2 separate regions of the Homo sapiens genome follow, and region 2 is linked to region 1. Evidence: chromatin contacts called from ENCODE Hi-C data. All regions are on one chromosome and are shown on one strand. Each heading gives the region's core, a stretch centred on a gene start or an enhancer-like site at or near the end of the contact. The rest is flanking DNA. Distances are from core to core; before and after follow the strand shown. Region 1 holds the start of LCP1 (lymphocyte cytosolic protein 1). Region 2 has its middle 87 kb from the start of HTR2A.

What was found. Hi-C counts contacts between places; a loop is a spot of excess contacts on that map. Pooled maps may share reads with other maps.
Region 2: a loop to region 1 is called in a map with no recorded cell type, with 7 times the contacts of the local background. The contact joins the enhancer-like site here to the promoter of LCP1 in region 1. A Hi-C loop is called at or near these places in 3 of 37 single-sample maps with no recorded cell type and 5 of 50 pooled maps.

What each region holds. Positions count from the first base shown.
Region 1 is chr13:46,180,751-46,184,399 of GRCh38, forward strand. LCP1 (lymphocyte cytosolic protein 1) reads right to left here and starts at 1,427. Exons shown (of 16, transcript NM_002298.5): 1 at 1,361-1,427. RefSeq lists an enhancer at 1,090-1,519.
Region 2 is chr13:46,982,141-46,985,539 of GRCh38, forward strand. No RefSeq gene overlaps it. Among named protein-coding and RNA genes, the nearest start is that of HTR2A, 87 kb to the left of the region's middle. Within about 2 kb of position 1,856, at least 5 of the 41 ENCODE cell types and tissues checked have a DNase peak (open chromatin) inside an H3K27ac peak, as active enhancers do.

The sequences.
Region 1 (3,649 bases), core at 177-2,676:
TCCTTCGTAAATATAAGAAAAATACTGACATTCCTTCACATTCGAATTTATTTTATTCTCATTAATAGTTTTACTTAAAATAAGACACAACATATTTTTAGTCTGTTCTTTTACGGGGTTCAAGTCCCTCTTATCTCAGTTTCACATTTTTGCTTGTTTGAAACTATTCAGGTGAGATGTGCAAAGTAACATTGGTGGTCACATTTTGCAGTTTCCAGAAATTCACATTTATAGGTAAATGATTAATTCTATTCAAATTTGTCTACACAGACATTCTTTAAACAATTATACTTAATAGAAACCAAACTTATGACAAATGTATGTAAATTCAAAATCAAGATGTGTGTGGATAAGCCACCTTTATTTGCTTACTGATAGTTCTGACAGAGTAATTTTAGAAAACAAGTTGCTGTGTAAAAGAAAAGTTCGGTTTTGATAAACATCCTGATTAATGTTCGCATTTCCAGTCTGAATGGCTTTTATAGTTATCATTTGTCAATGGTTCTTAGTGTTATGTGATAGTGGTAATTAAGTAAAAGCTTATACTACAAAATCCAAAGTGTCTATGTTTGGGCAGTTTCTGAAATAAATATCCCATATCAACTGTGTAAAAATTTCTATTGTAGATAAAAGCCTTTCTCCCAGAATTTGAGTGAATATTCATTGATATGGTCATAAGCATAACAAATAATTCAGACAATCCTACAAAAACACTACAATTAAGCATTATACAAATTGCTTTTATTTTTAGAGAACAAATGGAAAAGAGAAAACCTCTAATTCCATGTGGTTATAAAGCACACCCATTAAAAACCCTTGGCGCCAAAAATCACTCAAATAACCAGTATCACATTCAGTAACATATGACTCTAGATAATTTATCCACTAAAGTACTGTAAAGAAGTTTTTTAGAAAAACAGAACCGCAGGAACTAAAATTAAACTACCCCCATTGGGCCAATAAGCCATACAATCTAAATTATCAATACGCGCTTTTCCTGAAAACATTTTAAAGAAGATAAAATCACAGTAAATAGCCTCCGTGAAATAGAGCAATAGAAATAAACCAGAACATGGTTTGGTTTTAAAAGGAAAAAGAAACCTTAATTTTGGGCAGGGGTGATAACTGCAGATAAGTTGAGAAGAACCCAGCCCAGAGAGCCGAGGTGCTCCATCTTGGATGGCCACGCGAGGTGGCGGCAGATGTCCTGGCCAGTTAGACAGTGGCAGGAATCACAGAGGTCTCAGGTGACATGCTCAGATCTCTGGTCCCCTGAAGGCAAAACCCACAATCCACAGAAACAGTGCCGAAGTGCATCACAAGCGCTTAAAACCAACAAAAACACATGAAGAACATTTACCTTGCAGGAAAAAAGCTGTCCTTGGTAGTACTGGTGTATGACCAGGAACCCCTTCTTTCTGATCTGCAGAACAGCTTTGTCAAGCCTGGGTGTGTGGTCACAAGGCAGGAAGTGACTAGAATGACAAATCATCAGCCAGGAAAGAAAAAGATTTTGTCTTTATAAGGACATTTTAACTTTTTTTTCATGTCCCCGCCCCACCAAAAATCACCTGACAGAACAGGTCACAGTGAAATTCAGACACCTCCTACCACTTCCTCTTTTTTTTTTTTTTTTTTGAGACAAGGTCCCGCTCTTTTGCCCACCTCTTTATAAGCATTTTTCTCTCTCCCTTTCTCCTCCAGCTGTCTTTGAGTAGTCCCTGGGCTACTTAAACCTTTCTGATTCTAGATAGCAAGGCAAGATCAGCCTGATAACTTGACTTCTTTGACTCTAGTTGCAAAAGCAAAGCCCAGATGCCTACCTACTTACAGCAAAGATCAACAAATTTTTCATTTTTAGTGAAAGAGCCAGGGAAAAAGGTGGCAGTACACCTGAAACAAATGAAAAGGGACTTCCTTGGGAAAGCCCCACCCCACCTGAAATCAAACCTCTCTGGAGTCCTCTAACAGTGATCTTATTGGTGCAAACAAAACAGAACGATCTCTTTAAGTGAAGGACATGAAAAGGAAGGTTACTAGATTATTTACTCATTCTTTTATTTATAGAACATCTATGTGCTAGGGATCTCTTTAACCCAATTAAGTATCTCAATTATTTAAGCGTTTCCTATAAAGAGCAGCAGTAGATTGCACAGGCAGCTGTTATATTTAAATGGGTAGCTTAATTCCTTCTTACAGGCAGGATTTTTTTTTGAATGCACATTTTATAAAATTAGCAGGTGGTGGCAGGGGAAGCTCTGTTCTGTACCCAAACCCCAGATGCTTGAGGGCAAATTCCTATCTTCAAATGGAGCATCCTCAAGTGCTCACAACAGTTGTGAAGACTGTGGCACCCTGAGTTATGTTGACTAAATATTAGACATGTCTCCACATTGCCCGGAGACTGTGTGTGACTCCAGTAGTCAATCTGCCGTTTAGGAATGAGGGTATGTGGCTGTACTCCCAGGTCAGATGCTGCGCTGAAGATATCTGCTCCAGAGTTGACATGCGTCCGTGTCCGCTGGGCCACGGGCCTCTCAGGTGGTCACGGTATTCTGACTGGTTGGAGGGCTGCCCTTATACTTCTTTTGCTTTTTTGATTTCTCCTCTAGAAAGTTCCTGTTTCTGACCTTAAATGTTAAACCAAACTGTTCTGGTTTATCTACTTCATTAGCCAGTGGTGTGGTGACTTCATCAGAAGCCCACAGGGGCTATCTTGAGGAACTGGGTGGGCGGAAGAACAGGACGAGACGGTGGGGATTCTAGAAACGGTTCACCTCACAGAGAGCTATCAGCCCTCTTGTGATTTCCCAGGGAAGACTGAGGGGGTGATGGGACTCTGTTTTCTCCATCGCATAATCACTCCCAATTAATAAGTTGCAGAGAGCTTTCAAGAAGCACCTACATTCTTTCAGGACACCAGAGGAACATCCATGCATCACTGTTACAGCACTGCTCACGCTACAAAGCAGCAAAATGCTGTCTTCATTCGGGGCCCTGCAGCAGGACTCTGTAGATAATGTCCTGCTGGTGTTACAGATACAAGGGGTTGTAACTGTGGACCTCCCTGATCTGGTTCCACATCCTGGTGGCTTCAGGATGGCATAAAGGCCCAACAGTAACACTTCATGAAGGGGAACAGATATTTATTCCTTTACCTTGGAGAAGGAAAGCACAGTGTTCTGTATCTAGTGGTGCCTGGTCATCTGAGGCCGGAGGAATCTATGAAGAAGAGCAAAATATATTTGTGCATTGGTTCAGCAAGTGTTTGCATGCCTGTCTGAATTGGTGATTCAGAAATAAATAAGACACAATCGCTGTTCTCAAGGAGTATAGTCTAGTGGGGAAAAAACATGTAAGTAAATAAATGCCATCTATAATAGAGGGGTGAAAAAGGCAGTGTGATATCAAAGCAGTTGCAGATTTGAGCAGAGGTGATGTTTGTTAAGTGAAGAAAAAGATTTAGGATTCCAGGCAACGTCGAGGTTGTAGAAGATGAAAGGCATTGACCTGGGTACTGCTTACAGCCACCCAGTTAATAGAGTCGTCTTCTACCCTAGCATCCACGGCAGGCACCCACACCCCCTCAGCCACATCCTGGCCGGCACCATTGCAAGCCCTGCCCTACTCCCTCAATCTTAATCTCTTT
Region 2 (3,399 bases), core at 606-3,105, 800 kb after region 1:
CTTTTTTAAAAAGAATATAGTATCCAATGGAACTGCCATCATCTGTTGCTCCTCCCACCTATCTGTACCAAATTCCTGTGAAAGGTAGAAAATAAACAAATGAACCATGTTAAATTTTGGACCTGAAGATAGATATGTTAAATGCGAACTGATTTATTGAAGCCCCTGGTTTAGGAAAACCTGTGAGTTTTTCAGTGATTCATGATATTAGTGTTCATAATGTGGATGATTACTTTTTTCAAGCAGTTTTAGATTTACAGCAATATTGAGAAGAAGGTACAAAGACATCCCATATACCCACTGCCCTCCCCTGCTGGCCTCCTCCATTATCAACACCCCCCACCCGTGTGGTACATTTGTTACAATCAATGAACATACATTGACATATCGCTATCATCACTCAAAGTTCACAGTTTATATTAGGGCTCACTCTTGCTGTTGTACATTCTATGGGTTTGAATAAATGTATAATGTCATGTGTTCACCATTAAAGTATCATACAGAGTATTTTCACTGCCTTAAAAATCCTCTGTGCTCTGCCTATTCCTTCCTCCCTATCCCCAAACCCCAGCTACCTCTGAGCTTTTGTACTGTCTCCATAGTTTTGCCTTTTTAAAACAAATTATCTTTGCTTTTGAAAAGACATAGAATAATAATTACAACATTATATATAGATGTGTATCTATGCAATATAGGGTTTCCCTGGTGTAAGGCAGTAAGAAGGGGTGAGTAAAAGTATAGAGGGAGCTAGGTCTGAAATTAGAAATAGGTGTCCTTCCCTTTTACATGGATGGAGGAGGGTGATTGGTTTTGGAACAGGAAGTTCAGGGAAGCTTCACCAGAACTTGCCTTAGCCCTTAGCATCCCTAGCCAGGTGTGTTCACTAACCCTTGTTCTGAGGAATAGCACTGTGGCAGAACAGATGTTGGCACTGGGCCCTGGTAGGTAGGGTTCTTGTCCCTCTTTTACTGGCTGGTGAAGGCACGTGGGAATAGTTCTCAAATATGGTTTTCCTGTCTGTAAAATTAGGAAACTGATTTATCAGACCTAGATTGATTGCCTGGACTTTTCATCACAGTCTCAATCTCAAATCTGAGGTTCCCTTCTCTGACTGTACATCGATTTTGGCTTTGTATATGTGGCCACTGAACTTCTCAGGTCTGTCCCAGACTGAATCTTTGATCTTTTTTCACTTCTGCAAAATGCAGGAAGCCCTTTCTTTGTTGTGGTCCCTGTGATGCAAGCTTGGTCAAAAGAAGAAAAGAGCAGAGCTGTGATAAGCTGATTTTAGCAGCAGCGCTCCATTTAGCACCAGGCTGTGTATCCCCCATGAACAGCACAGCCCACTGGGTGCTGGTGGCAGGAATGGCTTTTTGCAGAGACCAAGTGGGTCCAAATGAGAAGGGATTTTCCCATCTTGAACTCCTCTCTTCTGCTGAATTTTCACTGGGGTATAATTTGTTAGTATCTGGCATCGATCCCCCTGCAGGTCATCATACCCATTCCTTTCAGAATGTGGCTGGTAGTCATGGGCAGGGAGAGAGGGACCTTGTATGGAGTTTTGCAGACAGGGCTTCTGATCCCATATACTACAAAATCATTAAAAAACCACCTATCATGCACATGCTGTAAGGTAGGCATTGTGAAAAATGTTTTTCCGTACATTCACTCCCTTATTTTGGTCACTAAACTGCATGTTCATTATCTTTTCAACCACAGGCTTTTGTCCAACATTATAATATTGAGACCTATGGCATACCCTATACTCTTTGTTTCCATCTTCCAGATCCCGAGTCCAGCTACCAGCTCACTACACCTCTGCTGTCCTGCTGTACTTGTATCTTTAAGACACCTGTGAGACCTTTTCTGTGCTTTCAGTTTTATGTGATGGCTTGGCATGCAAACACAAGTATCTCTAGGAAGGCATTCAGGCCTTGAGAACCCTTTGGGGTGTAGTAACAGGAACTTCCTCTTGTGAATCATGCCTTTCATGTAAGAGCAGTCCTGTTAGGAGCACATTATTGACCTCTGCACCTATTCATCAGCCAGAAAGTGTTTATTTACTGAGTATATCCTGAGGTACTGAGATCATTGTCATTGCAGTGTTATTTTGGATTAAATATACATTTGTATTTTTGAAAATTTTGGCATAGTCTACTTTCCCTTGAAAAGAATAACATCAGTAATAACTGGCTGATTTAGGAATCTGTTGACTAGCTTGTCATATAATAGCTTATTTTTCCCCCTTTGAAACTGAAATAGTTGGATTTCTGTAACCTGTGGTATTTTTCTTGGGAATCATATATGTAAAGACTAAATTAGAGGTGAAACTAAGTTTAGTTTGTACATTAGATTTAATTAGTATGAAATTAATTTTAATGTTCTTTTTTTTTGAGACAGAGTCTCACTCTATTGCCTCAATTACTCCAAATTAATTTTCATCGGAACTTCAATAAACATTTTTTTTTTTTGAGACAGTCTCACTCTGTCTCCCGGGCTGGAGTGCATTGGCATGATCTCAGCTCACTGCAACCTCTGCCTCCCGGGTTTAAGCGATTCTCCTGCCTCAGCCTCCCGAGTAGCTGTGATTACAGGTGTGTGCCACTAAGCCTGGATAATTTTTGTATTTTTAGTAGAGAGGGGTTTTTGCCATGTTGGCCAGGCTGGTCTCGAACTCCTGATCTCAAGTGATCTCCCCATCTCGACCTCCCAAAGTGCTGAGATTATAGGTGTGAGCCACCATGCCTGGCACTGATAGTCTTTTGAGAGAAATGTATTTGTTCATTAAATGTAGTTCAAACAATTCTGTTTCCTCTCAAAAACATTGAATAATTTGGGGAGAAAAACTAACAGATATGTAACTATTAGAGAAGTATCAAGTGTGTTGTATGTGAATTTAAATATCATAGAGAAGGAAAGGTCAGTATAGGTTGAATGAATCTCTTTAAATTATAAACAGCCTATTCCTGCCTCTGGTTGGTTTTATACAAAATGTATTAGTTGAATTTCCCTATACTCAGACCATAGTACTGATAGCTCACCAATCTTTGATTTATAAGAATGGTAGAGGTTGTTCCTGGATTCTGCAGATACAAAACATGCCTGTACCTAATCACATTTGGTTGATAAATTCATTTAAAAAAACCAGAAATGTGAGTTATGGAATAAAAATTACCAGGAGAAATACCAAGAATAAAAAAATCTCTTATTCTTAGGAACAAACAGATAAATAGTTCCACATGCATTTTATTATTCTGTTTTCATTTGCATTCTTCATGACAGTGAGTTCTCCCCCAAAGAACCACTTAAACATCTTGAAATTTGTTATGTTTCCCATCAGTTTCTTAACTGCAAAGCTTCATCACCTCAAGTTATACTGTCCACTTCCTGTGGGAAACG